Regions from separate parts of the Mus musculus genome. Here all the other regions are linked to region 2. Evidence: chromatin loops called from intact Hi-C (ENCODE). Cell type or tissue: left cerebral cortex. All regions are shown on one strand.

Evidence for each region. Hi-C counts contacts between places; a loop is a spot of excess contacts. Peaks named below come from ENCODE experiments on the same cell type or tissue, not always from the same donor. Only the 100,000 strongest peaks of a DNase experiment are listed, where the experiment ranks them.
Region 1: it touches region 2 in a loop (2.2-fold over the local background); 4 of 42 quality-filtered maps call a loop at or near these places.
Region 3: it touches region 2 in a loop (4-fold over the local background); 5 of 42 quality-filtered maps call a loop at or near these places.

The regions. Positions count from the first base shown.
Region 1 is chr1:34,845,996-34,853,995 of GRCm38, forward strand. Plekhb2 (pleckstrin homology domain containing, family B (evectins) member 2) reads left to right here and starts at 3,964. Exons shown (of 8, transcript NM_145516.2): 1 at 3,964-4,068. In left cerebral cortex, no CTCF peak of the experiment used is centred here; DNase peaks (open chromatin) are centred at 3,945, 4,429, 4,662, 5,731 and 1 more place; H3K4me3 peaks cover 3,211 bases; H3K27ac peaks cover 1,234 bases.
Region 2 is chr1:34,744,503-34,752,502 of GRCm38, forward strand. Arhgef4 (Rho guanine nucleotide exchange factor (GEF) 4) reads left to right here. Exons shown (of 14, transcript NM_001368773.1): 4 at 816-942. It overlaps Gm32790 (a long non-coding RNA gene), which reads right to left. Exons shown (of 4, transcript XR_865335.3): 4 at 3,770-8,000. Among named protein-coding and RNA genes, the nearest start is that of Gm32790, 44 kb to the right of the region's middle. In left cerebral cortex, no CTCF peak of the experiment used is centred here; DNase peaks (open chromatin) are centred at 4,897, 5,434, 5,592, 6,086 and 2 more places; H3K4me3 peaks cover 1,849 bases; H3K27ac peaks cover 1,260 bases.
Region 3 is chr1:34,797,962-34,805,961 of GRCm38, forward strand. Arhgef4 (Rho guanine nucleotide exchange factor (GEF) 4) reads left to right here. Exons shown (of 14, transcript NM_001368773.1): 6 at 6,953-7,132; 7 at 7,995-8,000. Among named protein-coding and RNA genes, the nearest start is that of Gm32790, 9.4 kb to the left of the region's middle. In left cerebral cortex, a CTCF peak has its summit at 705 (motif pointing right); DNase peaks (open chromatin) are centred at 1,508, 3,777, 4,064, 4,503 and 6 more places; H3K4me3 peaks cover 2,512 bases; H3K27ac peaks cover 3,029 bases.

The DNA of each region.
Region 1 (8,000 bases), 100 kb after region 2:
TTTAGGCAACTGGGTCATTTGACCCCTTATAACTCATGAAGTCTTTACAAAGCCAAATCTAAGAAAAAGGTAAGTAAATCACGCTGTAAACTGTATTCCTTCACCAAGTGATGAGCTGCCCCTCTAGTCATCTAGATGCGACCCTGTGGTGGTATGAATTGTCAGCCTAACAGACTCTAGAGGCACCAAGAAATCCCTCCTCCATAGGAGATTATCTTGGGTGTGTTAATTGATGGGTAAACCCATCTTAATGGTGGTTGGAACCTTGCCTTGTGTCATGACCCCTGCACTGTATAAAATTAATAAAGGGAACTTTTTGTTTGTTTGTTTTTCGAGACAGGATTTATCTGTGTAGCCCTGGCTATACTAGAACTCACTCTGTAGACCAGGCTGGCCTCGAACTCAGAAATCCACCTGCCTCTGCCTCCCAAGTGCTGAGATTAAAGGCGTGTACCACCACTGCCCGGCGAATAAAGGGAACTTAACACCAGCATACATTCTTCCATCTTTGATTCTTAATTGTGGGTACAATGTGACCAATTCCTTCAAGTGCTTGTGCTTTGATAGCCCTGCCATGATGGGCTATAACCTGGAACTGTGAGCCACGCCAACCCATTCTCCCTGAAATTGTTTTAGTTAGAATTTGTTTATTTGTTTGTTTTGAGCCAGGGTTTTACTATGTAGCCCAATCTAGCCTGGAACTCCCTCTGTACACCAGGCTGGCCCCAGACTAACAGAAATCTGCCTGTGTCTGCTTCTCAAGTGTTTAACGGCATGCACCAGTGTGCCTGGCTTTGCTACCTTATTTTCTCACAGCAGTAGGAAAGTAAAGTGAGTTATCCATGACTTTTTGTTCCTGTGATAAAACACACCTATAAGCAGCTTGTGGAAGAACTTACTTTGGCTTACAGTTCCAGAAGGCTAGAGTCTGTAATGTGGGCCCTGGCAGCAGGGTATGTGTGGCATCTGGTGGCCAGAGCAGGAAGCTAAGAGCCAGCCCCCAGTGACAAGAGTTCCTCCAGCCAAGCTAAATCTCCTGAATACTCCATAACTGACTCAGTGTCACCAAGGAACCGAGTGTTTAAATACCTGAGGGACATTTCCACCACCACACTGAGATCGATTCCCCGAACAGGTGTTCTACCTAATAAGACCTAACAGCCAGAGCACCATGACATGAGACACTACCTGACTGCCTGCACACAACCCTGCCTCCACATCAAAGTAGCTCTATAGAATGCCTCCAGGGAGACAGTATTCTTAAATGTTATCCACTTCCCAGATCTGCCACCTTCTGCCAAGATGAATCTCTCCCTAGCCTGTCAGTGTCATCCTGCCAGCACAAACAACCCAAGTACCCATTACTAGGGGATAGTTCAATGAACCCTGGTTCATCTATATGGTAAAAATTCTAATTAAAACAGAGAAGAAAGCAAAGCAAAGAAACAAGGAGCCTTCCCATAGATCAACATGGGGACATAGGATTGTGCTGAAGGACACTGTGTAAAAAAGGAGAAATACATATAGTGTAAAAATATTGTGTAATTTACAAATCATTCAAAAGCAAATAGCACCAACTACCTGTGGTGAGGCTGGGATAGAGTGGGACCTGAGCAGGTTGGGGGAATTAGGAGAAAGATAATGTTTGTGAAGGCTTTCTTTGCAGCAAAACAAAAATCTCATTTTTTTTTTCCTGGAAGCACAAAAAGTATCATAATCCCTTCAGAAAAAAGTCTAGCTGTTTCTTATAAAACTAAATGTACTATCCTACAAATTGTACTGTGGAGAATAAAATCATGCAATCATGACATCCTCGAGTGGCCCCTCCTGTTGGGCTTAGACCAGAAACTAAAGTTTCAGCACAGACACACAGGGTCTAGAGTGGATGCTCACTCACACACAGTGGGCCTGCTGAGGGCGTGTGCTCACTCACACACAGTGGGCCTGCTGAGGGCGTGTGCTCACTCACACACAGTGGGCCTGCTGAGGGCGTGTGCTCACTCACACATAGTGGGCCTGTTGAGAACATGTTTTAATCCTCTTCTTCCTTCTTGACAAGGAGTTAGAACACAAAGCCAATTTCACTAAATTAGAAAACTTACTAAGCCTCTTCACTAGTTCCTGGAAAACATATTTAACTCAAACTGTATTCAAATACAACTCTTTTTCCTATTATTTAAGGTATGTATGTATGTATGTATGTATGTATGTATATGTATCACTTCTGTATATATTCATTAAAGAAAATTTTGGTATCTGGAGAGATAGCTAGCAGTTAAGAGTACTGGCTGCTCTTAAGGACATCTCTGGCCTCCATGGGAACCTGCACCGTGTATACATACTCCCACACAGACAGACAGACAAGTAATTTAAAATGAAAGGAAAATTCAATAAGTGCAGTAAAGTAGGAAAAAAATCTGCATTTTCTATTGCTGTGAAATTATCATGACTCAAAGCAACTTAGGGAAGGAAGGACTTATTTAGTTTATAAATCTTGATCACAGTCTGACATCGAGGGAAGGCAAGGCAGGAACTCAAGCAGAGACCGTGGAGGGACCCTGCTTACTGGTCTGCTTTCTTATATAATCCATGACCTCCTGCTAAAGGATTGCATTGCCTGTACTGAGATAGGCACCGCCCCCCAATGCCAATCACTTTAGAGAAAGTCCCCAGACTTATCTGATGGAGATTTTTTTCTCATTTGAGGTTCCCTTCCCAGATGATCCTAGTTTGTGTCAAGCTGACAAAAACTAATCAGTACAACAGCTATAGCTCCATCAATGTAAATGATCATAGGGCTGTCCGATGACCTGAGGGTACCTTCGGTCTCCTTCCCACAGGGCAACACCCATCTCTCCTGTAGGTAATTTGAGATTAGGCATTTCCTGGTAGGAGGGCAGATACAGCAGATACACAAGTGTATTTAAAACCAGCTTTGAGTATACGTGTTATGAGGGTACGTTTTTCCTTGAAGTGAAATAGTAACAAATTTATTTACTGTTTCAGGTGTAAACACGGTGTGTGTTTGTGTGTGTGTGTGTGTGTGTGTGTGTGTGGCACATGCATAAAGCTATAGGATGTATGACCCACCAACTCAAGGCTACCTAACAGCCCATCTGTCAATCAGGGCAAAGGGTCTACCTAATTTCTACGCAGGGAATCTGCTCCTCACTCTACTTAAACTCACAACGCTCCAAAAGGTCATGGGGGTCTTGAGTCTTATGCTTGCTCAGGCCGTTCCCATTCTGGGGAGTGTATTCCATGCATTTTCTTTGTAAATAAATGTACCCTTTGACAACCTTTATTCTGTGTTGTGCAAGTCATTGTTTGAGACACCAAGAACCTAGAAAAAACCTGGGATACACAAGGCACTATAATTAAAAGAGTATTTTTTTTTCCTTAGACTGACCTTGAGCTCACTACCTAGCTAAAGATAATCTTGGCCTTCCTTTATATCTTCTTACCACATCTTTCAAATGCTGAGATTACAGCTGTGTACTGCCATGTTATGTAGCCCAAGCTGCCCTCAAAGTTATTATCCTCCTGACTAAGCCTCCCCAGTACTGAGATTACAGTCCTACTAACACCCCCCGGCTCCTTCCTCATTTATTTTTTTATCCTTATATTTTATATTCTAAGCTATAACATTTCTATGTGAGTTATTGCTAAGACTTCCAGTTTTGTTCCTTGATTGCTGTTTCAGTTTTGACATCTCCATCTTCCTGGTTTTTAAGCCTGCAGGTCTTCATTTCTGGCTCTGAGAGGTCCCAGGTTCAGTTTGCCCTTGGCTTGCCCCCATTCCCGCTGTCACGCTTTTCTCTACGAAGCTCTGTGTTTAGAGGCCAAGATCAAGAAACTTAGAACCACCTTTGAGCAGATAACAGCCCAGGTTGAGAGCAACGCCTTGGCTTCGGCCCTGCACCCGGGTGGCACCTGCCTTGCGCGCATGCGCATGGCTCGAGGCGGTGACGCAGGACCAGGACTCGCGCGTCCAGCGGAGAAGCAGGAGAAGCCGGCGACCTTGCGCTCTCAGCCTGATCCCTGTCTTGGCGGCCTGAACATTCGCAGGTGACTGTGCCCGCGGAGCCCCCCTGCGCCCGCGTGCGACCCCTTCCCCGGACCTCCCCGGTCGGAGGTACCCCATTCGGCCCCGCTCACGCCCCTCCGGGGGTAACCCGCTTCGCCAATACCCCCTCTCAAAGCCTGGCTCTGGGGAGCTCTAACCTTGCTGGCCGCGCCCACTTCCTCGGTGACACCACCCCCCCCAGCCCCTGTTCCTTCCCCCTTCTCTAATGTTCCTCGCCTCCCCCCCCCCCCCCAGCTCTTGCCCTCTTCCTTTTCCAGAGTGTCTCCATTCTGACCCACACCCCTCCCTCGTCCCTAACGTCTGCTGTTCTGATGATACACTCCACCTCACACTAGCTCCTGCCTTTTCCCCAGTATCCATCCTCATTATATTACTCCAGCCTCTCCCTGCCTCCTCCCCACTCCCCCATGTCCTCAATCTTAATTGTATCCCCCCCTCCCCTCCTGTCTCTTCAGTGTCCCTACCCTGACTGTTCTCTTCCTTTCCCACCTCCTACCCCTTCCCAGTGTCCCCATCCTGATTGTATCCTCCCCCCATCGGCCCCCCAGCTACTACGTTCCTCCTTACTTAGCGTCCCCATCCTGATTGTATTCCCCTCCAGCTCCTGACTCCTCCCCTGTCGCTAGTGTCCCACATTCTGGTTGTACTCCCTCCTCCAAGTCTGTCTCTTCCCCACTTCCTGATCTATCCTCCCAGCCCTTCATAGTCTTCCTTAGGGTCCTGTCTAGCCTAGCTCCCCTCCATTTCCCCCTGGGTCTCTGCAGGGATTCTTCAGTGTTCCCCACCATAATCTTTTCTTCTCCTGACCCAGTGACCAGGTCTGTCTTGTACCCCTGCCCTTTCCTCAGGGTCTTTTCCGGGTTCACCAAAAGCCCATTTTTTTTTTTTTTTTTTTTTTTTTTGAGACAGGGTTTCTCTGTATAGCCTTGGCTGTCCTGGAACTCACTTTGTAGACCAGGCTGGCCTCAAACTCAGAAATCCGCCTGCCTCTGCCTCCCAAGTGCTGGGATTAAAGGCGTGCACCACCACCGCCCGGCCCAAATGCCCACTTCTTGATGTATCCTCCCCAGTCCTACGCATCCCTTCCCAGGTGCCCCCTGTCCTAAATGGTATCTTCCCGTAGAGCTGCTTAGCCCTTACCCTCCCTCCCCTTCTCCACCTATGTCTGGATAAGGTGGTGGGGGCTCTTCTGAGGATGGGAGCAGTTTGGCCTTTCTGATAGCTCCTGTGACTTCACAAAGTACCGCTACTGCTTTACTGAGACCCCAGGGCTTTCTTCTTCCTGGGGTTGCCCTGCTCCGCTGGGCCTCCTGCTCCTCTGCACTTTCATGGTCTGTATTATAGTGCCTTTAGTTTTCCGTGTTTGATTGTACAAGCCCTGACTCCTTTTGGTTACATTTTATTGTTATGCAATAACAATAGTTAGATTGAGACTTTGGGAGGTCAGGGGTTTTTATTTGGGGTAAGCAGAATTTGTTGTGTCCAACTCTCAGGTGCAGAGTGGCTTACAGAGAGTCTTCATAAAGGAGTGGAGTGATTGCCAGTGTTTTAGAAAGGTGGGAAGCTCACAGATTCTAGCGAGACTACGTGGCTCGTTCAGAACACAGTGACTAATTCCTCCAACCTCCCACCCCCCTCGTGCATCTCATTTGACTAGGATAGGTTGAAGCGACCCATGCAGGAAGTGACTTGTCCCACTTTGCAGGAAGTGGTAGGGTGGCGACTGGGATTTATTGCCTACTTACTTAGGGCAGGGAGTGTTAGCTGGAGTATTGACCAAACATGGCTGGAATCCACCAGCCTGTGCTGTGGGCTTGCCTTTTGGAGTGAAGAAAGCCCTCCTTTCTTAGGCTGCTTTGACAGGTAGCTTGGGAAGAGACCCTCTAGCTCAGCAGGTACTTGCCTGGGTTTATCTGGTGTCTGTGGTGTTTGTTCTCTGTGTGAGAGATCTCCCACCTATCTTCCTCAGGGCAGGAACCAAAACTGGGTTATGGTGTTTTCCTGTCAGACACACAGTAGCTGTTCAGTAAATTAAGGGTGTAAGCACTTTTTCTTTTTGTAAGTCAATCTCCTGATAATAAAAACTGAATTTATGAAACCAGTTTCTCTCTCTCATTATGTCTGTCTGTCTGTCTGCCCCAGCCCCTTTCTATCTCCTATCTTTCTAGCTGGAACCTGAACCTTTAAGTGATAGTTTATGCAGAGAGTCAGTGATCCGAGAGGGAGGCAGATTCGCACCTTTGATCGCCCTCTTGTAAGTCAGCTGCAGCCAAAGGCAGTTTACCATGCCAGACACAGTCCCTGAGGTCTATGGTGTCTGTCACCTCTCCTTATTGCCCGAACTGCTCTATGGCAGTCTCATCTTAAGGATGCTGAGTCCTTCGTGCCTCTCTGTGTCGCCTGGACCGAAGGGTTAAATCAGAACTGCATACCTTGAAAGGGTGTGTGTGTGTGCAGATTGCTTTCTATGACACGGATTACAAATGTGTCCTGTACCCTTAAAATATAGAGTAGCTAGACTGTAATGCTCATATCTTCCCTTCCTGTGCTTTTGCATTCGATCTGGTCAGTAATGAGTCATATCTGTAGGTTCTGTATCATATGGGCGGTGGTGGCATCCTGCTGCTGCTGCTGCTGTGTATAGGTAATGCTTAATATGGCTTCAAACTTGTCAGGAACTTTCCAGCATAAAGCTGTTTGAAACAGTAAGCGGTTGTGCTGTTGAGATGGGTAAAGAAAAACCAGCAGAGTTTCCCTGAGGCCTGCAGGGCTCAGGAGCCAGGAGGCAAGAGAGCTGGATCAGAGCTGAAAAGAACACTTGGAGTGTTTTGTTTGTATGCGAGAGATGGTTTTATGAGCTGTCTTAACGTGTGTGTGTGTGTGTGTGTGTGTGTGTGTGTGTGAGAAATCTGAGCAGGTTTGCTTGTTTTTTTGGTTTTTTTTTTGTGTTTTGTTTTTGTTTTTAAGCACACCCTATACAAGCAGCACATACCTTTGGCAGCTTTGTTCTGTCTCCTGTCAGAGTAGCTGCACAGAAATTTGCTCCTGTACCACTAGCTAGCGACAGCGTGAAGGGGCGGGAGAGGGGTGGGTTCTCCTTGACTCCCCGAGAGCTTGACCTTGCTTTTAGCTGACATTCATATGCAACTTCTTTCTGTCTTTTTCTCCAGCCTTTTCTTCTGCATTAGTGGATGGCAGACAAATTAAAGAATGATTTGATTAGTGTCAGCAACTGACCCAAAACTGGACAGTGCGAGCCGAGAGAGGAAAGATGCAATTAGATTGATATTTCTTATGCAGCCCAGGCTCAGGGGTAGCCATGCCCACAGTGGCCTGGGCCTTCCCACATCAGTTATTAATCAAGAAAATGCCCTCCAGGCTTGCCTGTGAACAAATGGATGGAGACTTTCTCAATGGAAGTTCCTTTTCCCATGTAGCTCTAAGCTTGTGTCAAGTTGGTGAAACAAAGCCAAAACCAAAAAGGCCAACCTAGATGAAATCTGTCTTTATTTTCTGATAATTCTCTTTGCTTTCAAATAGGAAGGGGGGAATTTTAGTGACTGTATTATAGGAACTGAAAGTCAGGAAGCGTGGTCATATATTTTAAAACTTAATAAAGGCTAATGTTTCTAAGTATAGACTTTGGACCCAAAAGACCTGGGTTCAAATCCTCGTTCAGTTGGTCACCTTGGGTAACTTACTTGAGATTTCCAAGCCTTTTTATTATGATTATTATTATTATTATTATGTTTTAACTATAAAATGAAAATATACCATCAACTTGATGAAATTTTGGAAAATTGACTGAAATAATATACAAGCGTTTTTGGAGAGGGGACTTGACAAATATTCAACCCAAGGTAGCTATTTCTCCAGCAGGTTAAAGGGCCGGAAGAGTCAATGTTAAACAGAT
Region 2 (8,000 bases):
AAAGCAACTTAAGAGAGAAGAATCTGTTTCGGCTCAGCGTCTGAGGGGAAGTGCATGGAGGGTGGCAGACGGTAACAGGAGTTTAAGGTCATATTATGCTCACCGAGAAGAAGTCGAGAGAGAGATACATGTTTAGCTTGCTTCCTCCTGATTCAGAATGGGCCCCAAACCAGAGGATGGCACTGCCTACAGGGTAGTGCCTTGTAGGTTAGGGTGATCCTTCCCAACTCCATGACCCCCATCTAGACAATCCTTCGTTGATACGTCCAGAGATTTGTCTTCAAGGCGGTTGGCAGTCAATGCCACAAGCATTATCCTAGGGGACTCTGGTCTTGTTCTGGTAACTGATCCAGTTAAGTTCAAACCACTTTTTTTTTTTTTCTGGCCATGACTGGGTGTTCCTTAGGTCAGACCAGATCTGCAGGCGAGCCATCTCCCCAGTCCCATGAATTGCATTTTAGATCCCCCAAAGAATATGTGTTCAGTAAAATGATCAGGTTTTCTTTCAGAGGAAATACAAGGCTGTCTGAAGGACTGGCTCGTAGGGGTGGTTTCTGCCATGCCTCTACAGTTCTTACTCCACATAAATGAAAGCAACCTGTCCCACCAGAGATGCAGATCTGTTCTCACACACTGCAGACTCCAGGATTCACCTCCCTCATAGATTTCAGTATAAACAGTCCTTCTTAGAATAGTGTCTGTTTTGGTTGTAGACTTTGCTCACGAATCTGGGCAACTGGATAAGCTAGAAATTGGTACCAATAGCCCGTGGTCTGTCTCTTCATTTGCCTTCTGCCTCTTGCCTCCTACCCCAGTGCTGGAGGAAGACAACCATCACCTCTCCAGAGTCTCCGCATCTTCCTAGAAGAAGCCATCTGCTCTCCCAGAGTGCCCCAATGGGACTGGACCACACAGGCTGGCCAGAGCCCACGTCTGACACTGGTGAGCTCTGTGCCTTTCTCTTGCCATATTTCTGGGTGTGCTGTTAAGGACAGGGGTGAGTCTGGTGAAAGCTACGCCTGCTTGTCAGGGAGAAGCAGTCCAAAGGTGAGAGACTTTGACAGTGGTCTCATTCCTTCAACTATTAAGGACCACCTGGTACCCAAAGAAGGGGCAGGGGCAGCACTGGGCAGATGCTGCTATGATGACTGAGTCCTCTGGCCAGGCTATGAAAGGTCTCGGGTCTGGCTTCAAGAAGAACACAGACAAATTGTTCTTTTGAGTAAGATATTTATCAGAAGAGTTATTAACTTCAGGAAAGGTCAGCATGGCGGGGGCTACGGCAAGAGCTCATGCCTGTGTGGCAGAGTGAGGGTCCCTTCTTACAGGTCTCAGAGGAAGGGAATTCCATGCCGCATGGCTGATGAGTAGTCTGCAGTAAACATTTGTAGAGAAAGCACTCAGGTACCCCGCTGTCTCAGCCCTAGCCATGGGTGCCTGCCTTCCTCGAGGTTTACATCAGCAGTCTCTTGGTTCATTTCCCAGAATTACAGTAAGGAGCATCTCAGCACACACTCACCTACAAGGGAGCTGAAGCATGCCAGAAGGGCAGAGGGCTCCAAATGAGCCAGGGCCAATCTCTTCCTTAACCGTATCTGGGACAGGGGCTGGGTGCTGAGAGATGCTGCCAGACTCTTGGCAGATGGACAGATTCAGTAGTCCTAAGCAGGTGTGCGTTGTGTGTGATAGATCGAAAGCATTCAGCTGGCTGCCAGGGAGGCAGGTTTGTAAGACAGCCCGACTAGGGCAGAGCCTGAGACAGAGTTTAAAACAAACACACAAAATCACTTGAGAAAACAAAACATTTCCTTTTGCCATGGTTGTGGAGGGGGCACCCAGGTCATTAGTCAAGGCCATTGAGGGTGATGGGCAGTGAATCCTAGAAGTAGCGTTTGCTGGTGGATGGCTGAAGAGGCAGGTGTAGAACAGGACTGGGTCTTGAGCTCAAAATCCAGGGTATGTGTGCTGGGTGCTAGTCCCTGGCAAGCATCGGGCTTTCTGTCAGCAAATGGGCCTGCCAAGACTACATTGTGACGTGGAGGCTATGAACACAACCTCACAAAAAGCAGAACTACGAGAGAGTATGTGCTACATGATAAAATAATGGTGTTCGAGGAAAAGCCATTTTCTCTTATGATCCCCAAGATAAGTTATGGAATTGCTTAGAAAACCATGGAAGGCAGCTATGTAGCTAGATCAGTCAGTACTCGGAACATAAGCGCGAAGACCTGAACTCGAACCCTAGATCCCAAGTAAACAGCCAGATGTGGTTACACACACTTGGTCATCATCCTAACAGTGGGAAGAAGAGACAGTGGGGTTCACTGGCCAGCCAGCGTAGCCCACTTGGTGAGCCCTAAGCAACTGAGGAAACAAACCTGTCTGTCAGAAGAGCAAATGAATTTGAAAATTGAAAAACCATGAATAGAAGGAAACCTGCAAGCTCCAGGAGGCACTGGAAAGTAGTAGTATAAACGTTAGAGAGCAGGCCAGGGATTGTGAGTTCCACGAGGGCAGGGAACCTCAAACAAGCACCATTCACATAGGTAAGACCAGGGGCAAAGGTAAGGTAAGGAAGCAGCTATCCTAGAACTGAGAAGGGAAGAGATAAAGGGGTTAAATGGTATCTGCTTAGGAAGGCAGAAAAGCCAGAGTTGGAGCAATGATAGCCAAGGCAAGAAAAGAAAGTTAACCTGAGCTACTACTGAGTCCCAAGAGTCTCCCACATTAACAGAGAGACGAAGTCACTGGAATGACCACTCCTTAGTGACCAACGTACGCCATAGAGAGGAACGGGGTATATATCAAGATTCTCACCCAACGGAGAGTGTAGCATCACCATTGGCGTCATCCTCATTATGATTGTTATTTTTAATTATGTTGTTTATGTTTATGGGTATGGCTTATTTGCCTGCATGTATGTCTGAGCGCAATGTATATGCCTGGTGCTGTTGGGGGCCAGAAGAGGGTGTTGGATCCCCTGAGACGGGAGTTAAAGACAGTTGTGAGATGCCACGTGGATGCTGAGAATCCAATCAGGGGTCCTCTGGAAGAGCATCCAGTGCTGAGATATTTCTGGACAATTATTATTTTGGTGTGTGCTCAAGATAGGAACCCACATCACAGAAGCTTAATTTTTTTTTTATTCTGCGTGAATGTATCTGCTGATGAATTCAAACAATGGTTTGAAATAACTGCAGATTATGAAGCTTTGAGTTTGTAAGCAGGTAAGAGTTCATGCGGCAGAGTCATCCAGGAGAGTGGATTATCTGGAGAGAAAAACTACTCTTTCTCACAGTTGTCTCTCCAAAATCTTTGTGTGTGTGTGTGTGTGTGTGTGTGTGTGTGTGTGTGTGTGTGTGTGTGAGTGTGTGTCCGTGTGTGTGCACGCTTATGCATGTGGATGTGGATACAAGAACCCGTATATGTGGAAGTCAACCTCAAATATCATTTCTAGTCTACTGGCCACCTTGTGTTTAGAGCCTGGGTCCCTCACTGAAATCTGGAAGTCACCACTTAAGTCTGGCTGGCCAATAAGCACCAGGGAAGTACTTGTCAATGCCTACTTACCTAGTTCTGACACTTCAAACACATGCCATGACACCCAGCTTTGTGTATGTGCTAGGGATTGAACTCAGATCCTCCGGTTTGCACGGAAAGCTCGTTCTTGACTGTGCCATCTCCTGGCCCTATGTAGGTGAAACTGCCATTTGCTCTTTCTTCCCCACCATTAACTTCTTGGCTAGTAGCAATAACACAGAAAACGAGCGGGGGTATCTGAATTTATATCTGACATAGCAGGAACCAAACCAAAAGTAGCCAGAAGAGACAAAGGTCATCGTCACATATTACAAAAGGGGTCCATCAGTCAAGATGTTACGTTGTAAGTATCTGTACACTACCTGCACACACTGGTGCAGTTTCATAAAAACAAACACCATTGCACACGCATGGACCAGTAGCTCCAGATACAGCTCCATACTCACCTCTCATCAACTGATGGGTCATCCAGACAAGAAAGTCAGCCAAGGAGCTTCAGAATTAATCTGTGCCATTGATCACATGACTTAAGAAACCCCCCACGGAATATTCCCTCCAACATCTGCCTTGTGCACATTCTTCTCGACGGCCAATGGAGCTCCCTTGCTGTTACCTGACTTGCAACCCTGGCACCATAAGCTCCCGAGTACACTTCCGTCTCCTCAAAGTCTTGGCCCAAAAGAGCAGAGGTCTCCTTCTACCTAGCTGGGCATTTGCCCAGCTCCAGATGCCATTCATCCCTCCACAGCCATTCATGGAACATGGAGCCTGTGGACAAAGCCGTGCACAGTCTAGGAATGCTATGGGGTAAGGTGGCATAGCCTCAGCTCAGAAAAGGAATAAACACAGAATGGCCAACTAGTGGAAGCAAGTTCTGGAACGAAATAAATATCATCTTCCTGAGGAAGGATATGCACCATATGTGAAGGCTGAGGAACCAATTCCATAGACTGCAGAGAGCAGAGCAAGCCAGGGCCAGAATGTGCAGAAACCCAGAGGCAAGATGAGTAAGGTAGCCACTGAGGCTGGAGCAGAGTCAGGACAGGAATGGCGAGGATGGGGTTGGAGGGGGGTGGCACAGAAACCAGTCCAGCCGGAACGTGTAGGTTTTAGGGGTCATCTAGGGTGTAAAAAGAACCCTTGGGAAAAGTGGTGCAGGAGACCGACCTGATGTGATCTATATTCTCAAGCACCCTCTGGCAACTCCGTGGGAAGCTAGAAGCTCTCTGGAAGCTGCCTTCCAGACATGGTAGAGCAACAGAGAAACAACCAACTCAACTGTCACTCAGGAGGTAGATCTGCAAGTCTTGTGCACACATGGAGGCAACATGGAGGGAGAGTGACTCACGCTGGCAGCAGAGAACCCTTCAGAGGACAGCCTAGGAGAACTACAGATGGTAACCGATCCTCCCTGCAGACAGACTGAATCCGGGAAGCAGGCAAAGGAGACAACTGCTCTTCTCGAGGTCAGGAAAGAATGAAGACAGGCTCTCGAGTATGGGAGCTGAATATAAAGGGACCAGGAAGTGTATGAACTCTCCCCCACAGCCCTAAAATGAGTAAAATAGACTAGGGGCGTGGCTAAGACACCCTCCGAGGTCCATCAAGTGAAATCCGACACCAGTTATTGTTCGGAACTGCAATTAACTTAACACCCTGGAGGCTGTCAGCTGAGTGTTTAGGGCACAGGGGCTGGGATCTGTGAACATACAGGGTTCCTGGTGATGCAGAGCCAAGTACACATGCCAATTAGGGATGGAGGTGGCCTCAAGAAATAAGCTCTCCGGATGCAAGGACAAGAGCATGCTCTTCTGCCTTGCCCAGTGTCGTTCTCATCTGAAATGTCTGTAGCAGTCTTGAGCAGAATTACAAGGACACAGAGTGCTGTTGCTAGGAGGAAGTGGGAGGAGAGAAAAGGAAGAGAGGGTCAGCTTCTTTCTATCAAGACTTCCCCTCACACCTCTCAAGCTCCAGGTGAGGCCGATGCCCCCATCATCTTGCCTCTGATTTTGTAATTCCTTATCGCCATCCCCCAGGTATATTCCAAGAACAAGGCCCTAGAGTGTCTGGGAAAAAGCAACTGACATCCTTCTCAGAAAGGACAAGTAACTCTTGGCTCCTTGTCACCTGCCAGCGTCCCCGTTTTTTGTTTGTCACTGAACTTTGATTCCTTGTGGTCAAACCATTTTTCCCGTGACACTATGTTTTAAAGGGTCCGTTCGTTCGTGGCACCACTGAGGTCAAGAGGGCCGCGGTCACCGCTCACCTGTGCACGAGGGCGCACCCAGGCGAGCGCGCCCCCAGGCCAGCGTGGGTGGCTGCGGGGCTGGGGGGCGTCCTAGGTGTTACCTGCGGGGACCCTTTGATTGCACTTGGCGGGGGGGGGGCGCTCTCTTAGCCCTTGAGGAGCGAGCGTCCCTCGCGCTCGCTCGCCCGCTCCACAGCAGGGCGCATTCTTCTCCCTGATGCCCGCGCGCCGAAGGCAGCGGCCGCGGTGAGGACTCAGGGCGGCCCGGGGCCCGCGTCCGCGCCCCAGGTCTGCGTGCGCGCGGGCGAGAGCGCGCCGCCCGGCCGGCGACCCGCAGCGGGGCCCACGCGCTCTGCGCCCTGCCGGGTGGCCGCCCGGCAGTGTCCAGACGGGGTCCCGCGCCCGCACCGGGGGCCCCGCGGCGAGCCTGCTCAGAGGAGCACCGCGATGTCGGGGGACCCGAAGCTACGGCAGTGCGGCGGGGATGCTGCTGGCGACCCCGCCGGCCTGTGGCTGGAGCTCGGAGCCGCTTGCCCCGGGGCGCCGCGCTGCCCCAGCGAGTCCAGTGGCCCTACCAGCGGCGATCTGGGCACAAGCAGCAGCAGCAGCACTGGGGTGTCCCCGGGTTCCGACTCGGACAGCAGCGGCGTGGTGTGCAGTGGCCGCGCTGCGGGCATGCGCGGCGCCCCGTCGCGCTCCCGGAGCCTGGAGAGCCTGCGCTCGGCCTCGGCGGGTAAGGGCACCACCTGCTCTCCCGCACCCCCTGGCCTCACCGCAGCCTCCTCTCGCCCTTCGCAGCTTCCCCTCCCATCTCCTGACCCCCTTCTCCCCCCACCCCCGCTTGCCCTTCTGCCGCCTTTTTCCTAGAGCTACCCGACCACCTACCTGTCCCTTCTGAGACCAGCTAATTACCAGGGTGCTACTTGTTTGCAACATCCCTGCTGCAGCTACCCAATGGGGTGCTTAAAGTGAGACTGGAAGTTGGTTCCTCTTGACCCCTTCTTGACTGTCTGCAGCCTCTTGTCCCCTTTCTGTGTGGGCAGCCCCCCTCACCCCAACTCCAGGCTGGGGAGTGTGTGGGTCTGAGCCTCAGACGGAGGAGCCCAACCTGGGTGCTCTGCAACATGAGTGAAGTTTTTTTTTTCTCCAGATGGGATTCTCTTTGGTCTCCCTGTACTGTGTGCCCCCTAGTGCTCCCGGTGTACATGAAGAACAGAATTCTGGGTACGGACAGTGAGGAAGAGTTTGGAGTGAGAAAGTCAGGAGCGACTTAATGGGTGGTGATCATCCATCTATCCTTGGCTAATTGTTGGGTTAGTTTCTTTTTATTTCGGTGTTGGTGTTGAAGCGCTCAGCAGTGAGTGCTGTGAAGGAAGACCGTTGCTGTTGGGAAATCAAGGAGGGAGTGCGCCCCGTTATTCCTTGTTCTGCAATGCTCTGCCTGAGAATGCCGCTGGCCTCACCCAGGTGCAGGGATGAGACTGAAGTGTGCATCAAAGACTGACAGACAGGAGCGAGGGGACCGTGCGGGCAGCAACTCCCTCCCTCCACACACACACACACTCACCCACCCCCACCCACCCCCAGGATGGAGCAAGGACTGTGTTGAGGAGGGGTACAATAAAAGTTGCTCCAGCAGAGCCATCGGGGCCCCTTGAGGCACATGAATCTCCTTCGATAGTAGGTTTGGAAAAGGGAAGGAAATACTTACAGACCTTTGTTTTTAGTATTCCAAAACTCCTATCAGTTCTCTCTCTCTCTCTCTCTCTCTCTCTCTCTCTCTCTCTCTCTCTCTCTCTCTCTCTCTCTCTCTTGACAGATGGCATTCAAATTCAGAAAAGTCTGATACCCCAACTGTTGTCTTCAGCTGCACCGTTCAATTTCCACTATGATGGCTCTTGTCCCTCGATGACTCCCCCTCCCCGAAACTGTTTCTCCTCCTTTTGAGCTTAAATAGAACCTTTTTGAGCAGCAAGATAATATCCTCAGAGAGACTTTAATCAATCCGACAAACAGCCCTTTCTCTTGGCTTTACCCCAAAGCATACCTTGTATTTTGGAGTAGGAAGGTATACTTCCTCTGTCCTCTAGAACTGCAAACCCAGCCCAGACTCTTTTTTTGATGACCCCATGACTTGAACGCCCAGAGCCCCCTTCCCTTTTCTTTCTATGCCAGAATTTGTGTACCAATAAGACAGAATTGGGTAAGCAGA
Region 3 (8,000 bases), 53 kb after region 2:
CACCCATGTCCATTCTCCACAGAGCTCACCTCAGTGGAGCCACCACTCACCCATGTCTATTCTCCACAGAGCTCACCTCAGTGGAGCCACCACTCACCCATGCCTATTCTCCAGAGCTCACCTCAGTGGAGCCACCACTCACCCATGCCTATTCTCCACAGAGCTCACCTCAGTGGAGCCACCAGTACCTCTAGATCTTAACATAGAAAAAAAGGCAAGAAGAGACTCTCTAAATGGGACAGGAGAAAGGGCAGGGCCAGACATGAAGCAAGGCCCCCAACTTCCAGGGACAAACCTCAGGCTAGACAGCCCATCTAATTGTGGGTCTGGGGATATGGGTGACTTCTCTGGGCTCTGACTTTAACTGGAGAGTCAAGAGAGATTGAGTGCTTTCTGGCCTGCAAAAGGCATCAAGTAGACTATTGCCAGAAGTTCATTAAAGACATAGTTGATTGCTGATGATAGGCTAACTCCTTTGCCTTCCTCTAGTAGCCTCTTCCCACCCATTGGGCATTGTCTGTGGCCTGTACTGGCTCAGCAGAAAGCTTTGCTGGGGATTCACATGAACAAACGTTATCCCTAAATATTATTGGAGCAGGAGACGACAGAGGAAAGTTCAGCATCCTCAATGATGTTTGGCCTATCAAGCCATCACACACTCACTGTGTTTTTCTCTAGGCTGTAAACCTTTCACATTCAGGCCACCACTAGGGGGAAAAAAGGACTTGTCAATTTCTTTAAGACTTTTAAGAAGCATTCTAATGATGCGTTTGTGTTTGTGTGAGGGTACATACACGAGAGTGCAGGTGCTGCAAAGACCCGATGAGGACATCGGAGCTCCTGGGATGGCAGCTCGAGGTGGTTATAAGGCACTGAAAGTGGATGCTAGTAACCTAACTTGGGTTCTTAGCTAGAACAGTAAGTATTCATAACTACTGGACCTTGTCCTCAGCCCTCGGATTTCTCAGGATTTTAGCGGAGGGGAATCGGAACCCTCTAGCCAAGAGAGTGATGGATAATGTGGACCAGAGAGGCAGTTTGCATTGTGGGTACCTGAGGAACGACTGCTGCCCATACTCACACATATGTGTACTTACGGGTATAGTATAGGTTTGTCATATGTTGAATAGATGTGTCGCACATGGTCTGTGCACTTGATGTATGTCAGCCAGTGTGCCTGCCCCAGCATGCAGATGTGTGGAAGGCAGAGTCCTTCCTGCAGAGAGCTAACTATGCAAGAGTGGGTTGGGTGTGTGATGCCTGTCTTTCTGGGTACCCCAAGGAGCATGAGGAGGTGTGGCACAGGGTCTTGTTCTTTCTGTATCCCTCTCACATACTTGTTCCTGGCGCCTTGGGACTGCCCAACTGCTGCAGGATGACTCAGCAAATGAAGCAGTTAATTGTCCTTGGTCCCTGCAAGTGGCTCTCTCCTACAGCACTGTCCTGTGTAGAGCCTTCTCCAGATGCCCATGGCTTAGGCCTGGGCATGCCTGTGCTTCCTACCCTGCCCAGCCATGCTAGCATTGGCTGTAATGCCTGTTACCTGGCCCGAGTCCATCCTCAGTGGGAGGATTTTTCCCTGACTGGCAAAAGTAGGCGATGTTTGTCTGTGGATCTTTAGATCTCCCTCCCTTTCTACCATCACCCAGCGTGGCCTCATCTCCCCATGCTTCAGTTCTATTGGTGTGTGCAATCTAGGGAGAGGTAGAGGGGAGACCTAAGGTGCAAACACCTTACTACCTGTGCATGGCTGCCTGTATCCTCTGGGCCAGGCCATGGCTAAGAATTCCTTCTGGCTCCAGCTGATGCCCACACAGATGAGACCATTGGAATGCCATGGTTCCCTTTGTTACATGCACACACAGCTGATGGGATCTGCTCTGAGGTGGATGAAGAGTACACACAGCTTCTAGGTCATGCCGCTCAATGCCCAAACTAGAAGCAGACAGACACTAGAGGAAAGCCACAGAAATCATCCTCCAAACTTAAAGTGCAGACAAGAGGGCTGCCAATTATAAGATCTGCAAAGCAGTGGGATTCGAACTTGTAGCAGACACTGGGTCTCCCAAAGGTGCTCCGCACCTCTCCCCCTGGCACTTTGTGGCACGTGTGAGGGTCCCAAAGGACCCAAGACCAGCCCACTATAGAGTCAGCTGTTCTCTGGCTCCAAGTGTCTTTGTTGTCCCACAGGACTCCTGTGATGATAGACATACTAGACCTGGCCTGGTTCTCATGCTTCCCAGCCTGAAGGAGGAGCACAATATCTGTTGGTGCCTCATTGTCTTGTGCTCACCCTTGTTGGATAAACCAACTGCCTTGATTGTTCGCCGAGACAGGAAAGGAACATCTGTAAGACCCTCAGACCACTGATGCCCTAGGAGCCCAGACTGCAAAGCCAGATGGTGGCCACACTTGTAAAGCAGTTCTTCTTCATTTCTAGTATTACCCTAAACTATAGAACTTGGGGCCCAGCCTCACCCACCTCAAACATCCATGTCTCCCTTCAGCTCTCTCTTGTTAGTCTTGCCACCTTGATACTCCAGCCTAGGGGCCACTTCTGGGGGGGGGGGGGCTGAGCCTTTAAACTCAAGCCTTTTTTTTTTTTTTTTTTTTTTTTGGATTTATGTAACCCACAGAGTTGTCCCAGTCATACCCTGAGCTCTTGGGGTTCAAAAAGGTAGGAGTCCCTGGGCAGGGTGGTATTCTTAACCTGGCTCAAATGCAAGGGCCTTTTGTCCTATTTCATGCTCCAGATGAGTCTGTTTCAATCATGAGGTGAAGCTCATGCCCACAGCTGGGTCTGGGCCTATCTGGGTCTGGCATACCCTGGATCTGAGGCAAGCAAACATATACTCACCTCAGATGGGATACCGAGAACAAAACAAAGAAACCCTAGTCTAGCATAGTTATCAGTGAGCATAATTGGCTCAAAAGCAGGTGCATGACCTAAAGGCCCAGCATGTGTGATGACTCCCTGGATTCATTCCTGAAGCTCTCTACAGGACTTTTGGCAGCCCAGTGGTCAGAGAGTCTCTTATCCTCGGCAGTTGTTATTCCTTATATGACCCTGGGGAGGAGCCTTGTGAATCCTGTATGTTTCTGGAACGTTTTTGAGAACTGTGTGTGAGTTGTGTGTTTACTAAGTCTTCTCAGCACTGTTTTGCTGGGTGAATGTGTAACAACTAATTGTCTGATGTTTCAGAGGCACACTTACTCATCTGTGAATGCTAGATGATAGCCTTAGAGCCCCAGAGCCATATAAACCTAGCATGGGCAGCACATACACGCAATCCTAGCTCTGAGGAGCCAGAGGTAGGAAGATGAGAAGTTCAAGGTCATCTATATAAGAGAAGTGAATTTTAAGCCAGTCTGGACTGTGTGACAAAACAACTGGGCTACCCTTGCACATAGCAATCTTGCCACACATTATTAGACTCAGGGACTTCCTGAGTCTAAGTCCCAGGGTACACCCACCCCCTCCAGGATTTCCATGGTCATCTGTGTATCTGGTCAGGCCAAAGCCAGGAAGAAACATTGTGCGGGACATTAGTCTTTGACCCCCTTCCAGGGAAGCACCCTGGGCAGATCACACAGCACCCAGAGCTGCAGCAATTAGCAGCAAGGCGACTTTAACAAGTCCCCTCCCACCCACCCCCTCTGCAGCACCTTCACCCTGCTTCCCCTAAAGCCTGGGTTGCAGCACACTCAGCGAGCTGTGAGGGAGGAGCTAGGAGGGTGAGCGCAGGCAGCTCCGCCTCCTTTCCGGCGCCTCCGGCTCCAGCCTTGAGCTGGGATCTCCCGGCGATAGGAGCCCGGAGGTTGGCCGGGCGTGATGGCCAGGCCTCCGCAGCCCCGGCGTGGCCCCGCAACGCCTGGTGGTGCCCTGCGCGCCCTGCTGCGCTGCAACTTGCCCCCGGGCGCCCAGCGCGTGGTGGTCTCCGCTGTGCTGGCGTTGCTGGTCCTCATCAACGCCGTGCTGATATTCCTACTGGCCTTCCGCTGAGCTGCGCGCGCCCGGCACCGCGGGGGAACCGCGCAGGGTGAGTGGCACCTTCCAGCTGCTGTCACCGCACGAACGTGGGGGATGGGGAGACGACGACTCTCATTATCCCCATGTGCTCTTTTTCAAGGCCGGTCTGGGGATTCCCCTCCACCCCCGGGGATGCCATCCTGAGGGTAGCAGAGGGGCGTGGTGGCACACGTGCCCAAAAGACCTTTCATCTGCCCTAGAGGCTGGGAAGGAGGGGGGTGGGACAACATGGCGGGTCTCTCTTAAGATGCAGAGGAGCTCTGACCTGCTGGCGGAGGCTGTCTGGAAAGGGTGTGCATGGGAGGGCAGGGCATGTATTGTGTGGGTGCAGCAAGAGGCCCGTAGAGGGTATCTGGGCTCCTCTGCACGTGATACCGAGATTTTTGTTATTTTAGGCCTTAAAAAGTGCCAGTCAGTCTCCTAGGGCAGAGCTTCTGCTGCCTGACTTGCAGCAGCCACTCTGAACACACCCTCCCACCACTTCCGGTGCTCAGGGACAGCTTGGTGGGAAGGTGCCACCACTCCACATGAGAGAGGCATACAGGACGTAGGAGGGTAGTAGGGTGATATGCTAAAGGCTGTGATGGTCCACAGGGCTCAGCTTGAGGCATGGCCTGGAGGCTCTACCCTACCCTTAGAACGAGTCGGAACCTCAAGGCACAGGAAGGAATTCTGCCCTTGCTCTTGGCTTATCTTAGTCCTGAATTAACCTAGGCAGTGGAACAAACCCCACCTGCCTCCAGATAGCCTTCCACCTTTGAGGCAAGGAGCCAGGCAGGCACCAACTGGAACCCTATCTTTGGCAGCTGCTGCAATGCCAGGTTAAGGAGCAGGTGCACCTGGTGGGACCCACAGGGAGGGTGGCTCTGCAGAGAAATGAACTTAGCTGCAGCTGGGGTTCACCTCCGATACCCTATAAAATGTTTCTCTTGGAGCCACAGTTTGGTTTAGCAATGGCATGGAAATGGTTTGTTTTGGAGCGAGAGCTTGGTAGAGCCTTCCATTTGTGATGCTCATGAAGGGGAGATTCCGTTTACTGGGGTCCCGATGGGAGACAGACAGGGGAGTCCGGAGGATTTGCCAGACACAGCAGTGTGCCTGTCGGGTGCTTTCTGTGCTTGGAAACAACAATGAAGATCAACACCTCCTTCCCAGGCCTACAGGCTTCTACACCACTGGGCAGGAACACGGTGAGACTTGTCTCTATTGCCGCTCACCCTGGTCTCTACCTCTGTCCCCCAGTGGCTTTCCCAGCAGCAGAACAGGATCCATACATGTCTATAAGCACTGGAGAAGGAGAGGAAGGAGAGGCTCTGCCTGCCAGCCCGCCTCTCTTCCTCCCTCCCTTCTTCTCAGTGCTTGTGCGAGGGAAACCAGGGACAGAGGTACCTCACTCAATTCATACAAAGCAGGAAGCTGGGCCATGTTGAGTATCTAGGTTGCTTCCTGAAATCTGTAGCCGAAGTTCCAGAGCCCTGGTCAGGTACATTCCCCTGTTCTTTCTCACTGGCTTCCACTTCTTTCTCTACATCCTTCAAGGCTTCGCACGACAGTCTACTGCAGAGGGTGCGCTGGCTCCTGGCCTGCAGCAGACTGGCTCCTCCTGTGGCCTTGCTGAGTCCTCCTGTCTTCTCCCACATGTGTGGCAGCCAGAGTCATCTGCAGAAAGTCATTGTTACAGAGGCAATGATTCCCCAGAGGTTGGAAGTCTGCTGTCCCCAGGAACGCTCAGAGCTCTGTGCCGGGATCCCTGTGTGGCGCTGGGCAGAGAGACCTCTAACACTGAATCTGGCACTGGGGTAGAGATGCTACACATTTTCCTGGGAAATACCCCTTCCTGGGCTGATTCGATATGGAAGCACCCAGAGAGGCCAAAAGGGGAACAAACAAGGATATAGAGCAGCTTAGCGGTAGGATTGGCTGGGGCGTGTGTGTATGTGTGTGTGTGTGTGTGTGTGTGTGTGTGTGTGTGTGTGTGTGTGTTTGTTTGTTTGTCTTGGGGATGTACAGTCTAGTTCTTCTTTGTTAGGTTGGCCAGGAAGGAGGCCACATGCATCCCACACACTATCTCCTGCCTTAGGCACCAGAGTCATTTATTCTTAAAGCAGAAAGAAACAGCCTTCAGAACAGAAAGCGGGGAGCCAATGGCTGGGGGGCAGAGTTCCAACCATGAAGGCCACCTGGAAGGGGCCAGGGGCAGGCGACACAGTGGAGAGAGGAGCCTCACCAGCCCTCTGAGCAGAAAGAGCCCAGGACATAGAGCTGTCCGGTAGCAGATATTTAATCTCCTGCCTGGGAAGGAAAGGAAGGCAGATAGAAAGATCAAAACAGCCCTCCACGTCTCAGTCTGAGAAGGACCACTCCTCAGCTGGTGCCTGGGCTGTAGTACGGAGCGATGGTGTCATATGACTACTTCTGCAAGGGGTTAAAGAAGCATACAAATATGACCCAGCTGCCGTGGTGGGCACTGTCATTGGCAATGCAGCACTGTTAACTGGATGACCTCACAAGCCATGCAAGTCCACAAGATCCTGCAGAGGGAGCGACTCCATCCTCCTCCCCCTTTAAATGGCTGCCTAGGAGAGCAGGTAGTAGCTGCCAATTGCCATGTCCCAGTCCTAGCCTAACATCTCAGGGTAGGACGTTGAAGCTGAAGCCATAAACTCAACCAAGCTGAAGGTGTGGCTGAACAGAGAAGGGGCCATGACAGTCAGTCCCATTTTGTGTTCTCTCATTGAGCTTCAACAGTCTAGGCATGCCTTAGGCATAGCCCTGCGTCCAGAAGAGCTGCTGGCCTGGAGGGAAACTTCATTCATTTCTCTGTAAAGCAGGCCAGGATCCCTTCTAGGGCTGCTGGGTATGGAGTAGAGTAGGGTAGCCCTGCCTCACTGACCTACTGGCCTTGACACTCTCTCTCTACAGCTCATCAGTGATGGCAGTGTGGTGTGTGCTGAAGCCCTGTGGGACCATGTCACCATGGATGACCAGGAGCTGGGCTTCAAAGCTGGGGATGTCATCGAAGTGATGGATGCCACCAACAGGGAATGGTGGTGGGGCCGAGTGGCAGATGGCGAGGGGTGGTTCCCTGCCAGCTTTGTACGGGTACGGCTCCAGTCTGTACTTTCCTAGGGTGGGGGTGGGGGTGGGGGTGGATTGAAGACTCTTGGCTCTGCTCAGAAGTCTGGGCCCCAAACAGCGCTGCAGTCCCAGGCATGGGGGGTGGACCGCACCCTCTCTGTTTGCCTCCAACCAGATGGGTATAGGATCAGAACTGTGGCACAGACATTCAATCCCCTGCTTGCCAGCCCTCTAGGGCCACAGAGAAGAGCAGATCAGAAATGTAAGAATATGATGCTTCAGAATTCGACCACTTTAATGCATCACTAAGCTAGACTGTGGGAACCGTGGAACACACACAGCCCTGAGGGGTAGAAATATGGGAGGAGGCATAGACAGCGTGATTATACCCAAGAGAACAAATGACCAGTTCCAATCTTAGGCTGCATCTGGTCACCAAAGAACTCTTGATTCAGACTCCCAAAGGTCAGGCAGAGGGAGAGAATTCCCTGGTTCTCGGGTACTCCAGGGCAGAGCCCCAACCCCTACCCTTTCCTAAACTTACAGGCTAGTGATCTAGCATGGTCTCTACCTAGGCACATGAATTCTTACACCTAGATGCCCTAGGATGAGGTTTGGTTCAGAAGAAGTCCCTAGTGCTTTGCTCCAATCCCTGATGAGAACAAAGTATACCAGAAGAGTAAGACAGTAGCTGTGGCTATCAAACTCACTATCCCCTGCCCCGGCTTTTGCGTCTAGGAGGCAGTTGCAGGGAAATTGTGGGTGTGCCCTTGGACCTGTGTGTCCTGTGGCAGCTACTGGCCTCAGCTTCAGATGACCTAGAGCGGAGTTCAGGGACTGACTAGAAGATGGCAGGGGTTAATCTGCCTTGCGTTGTTGTCTAAAGCTGCGC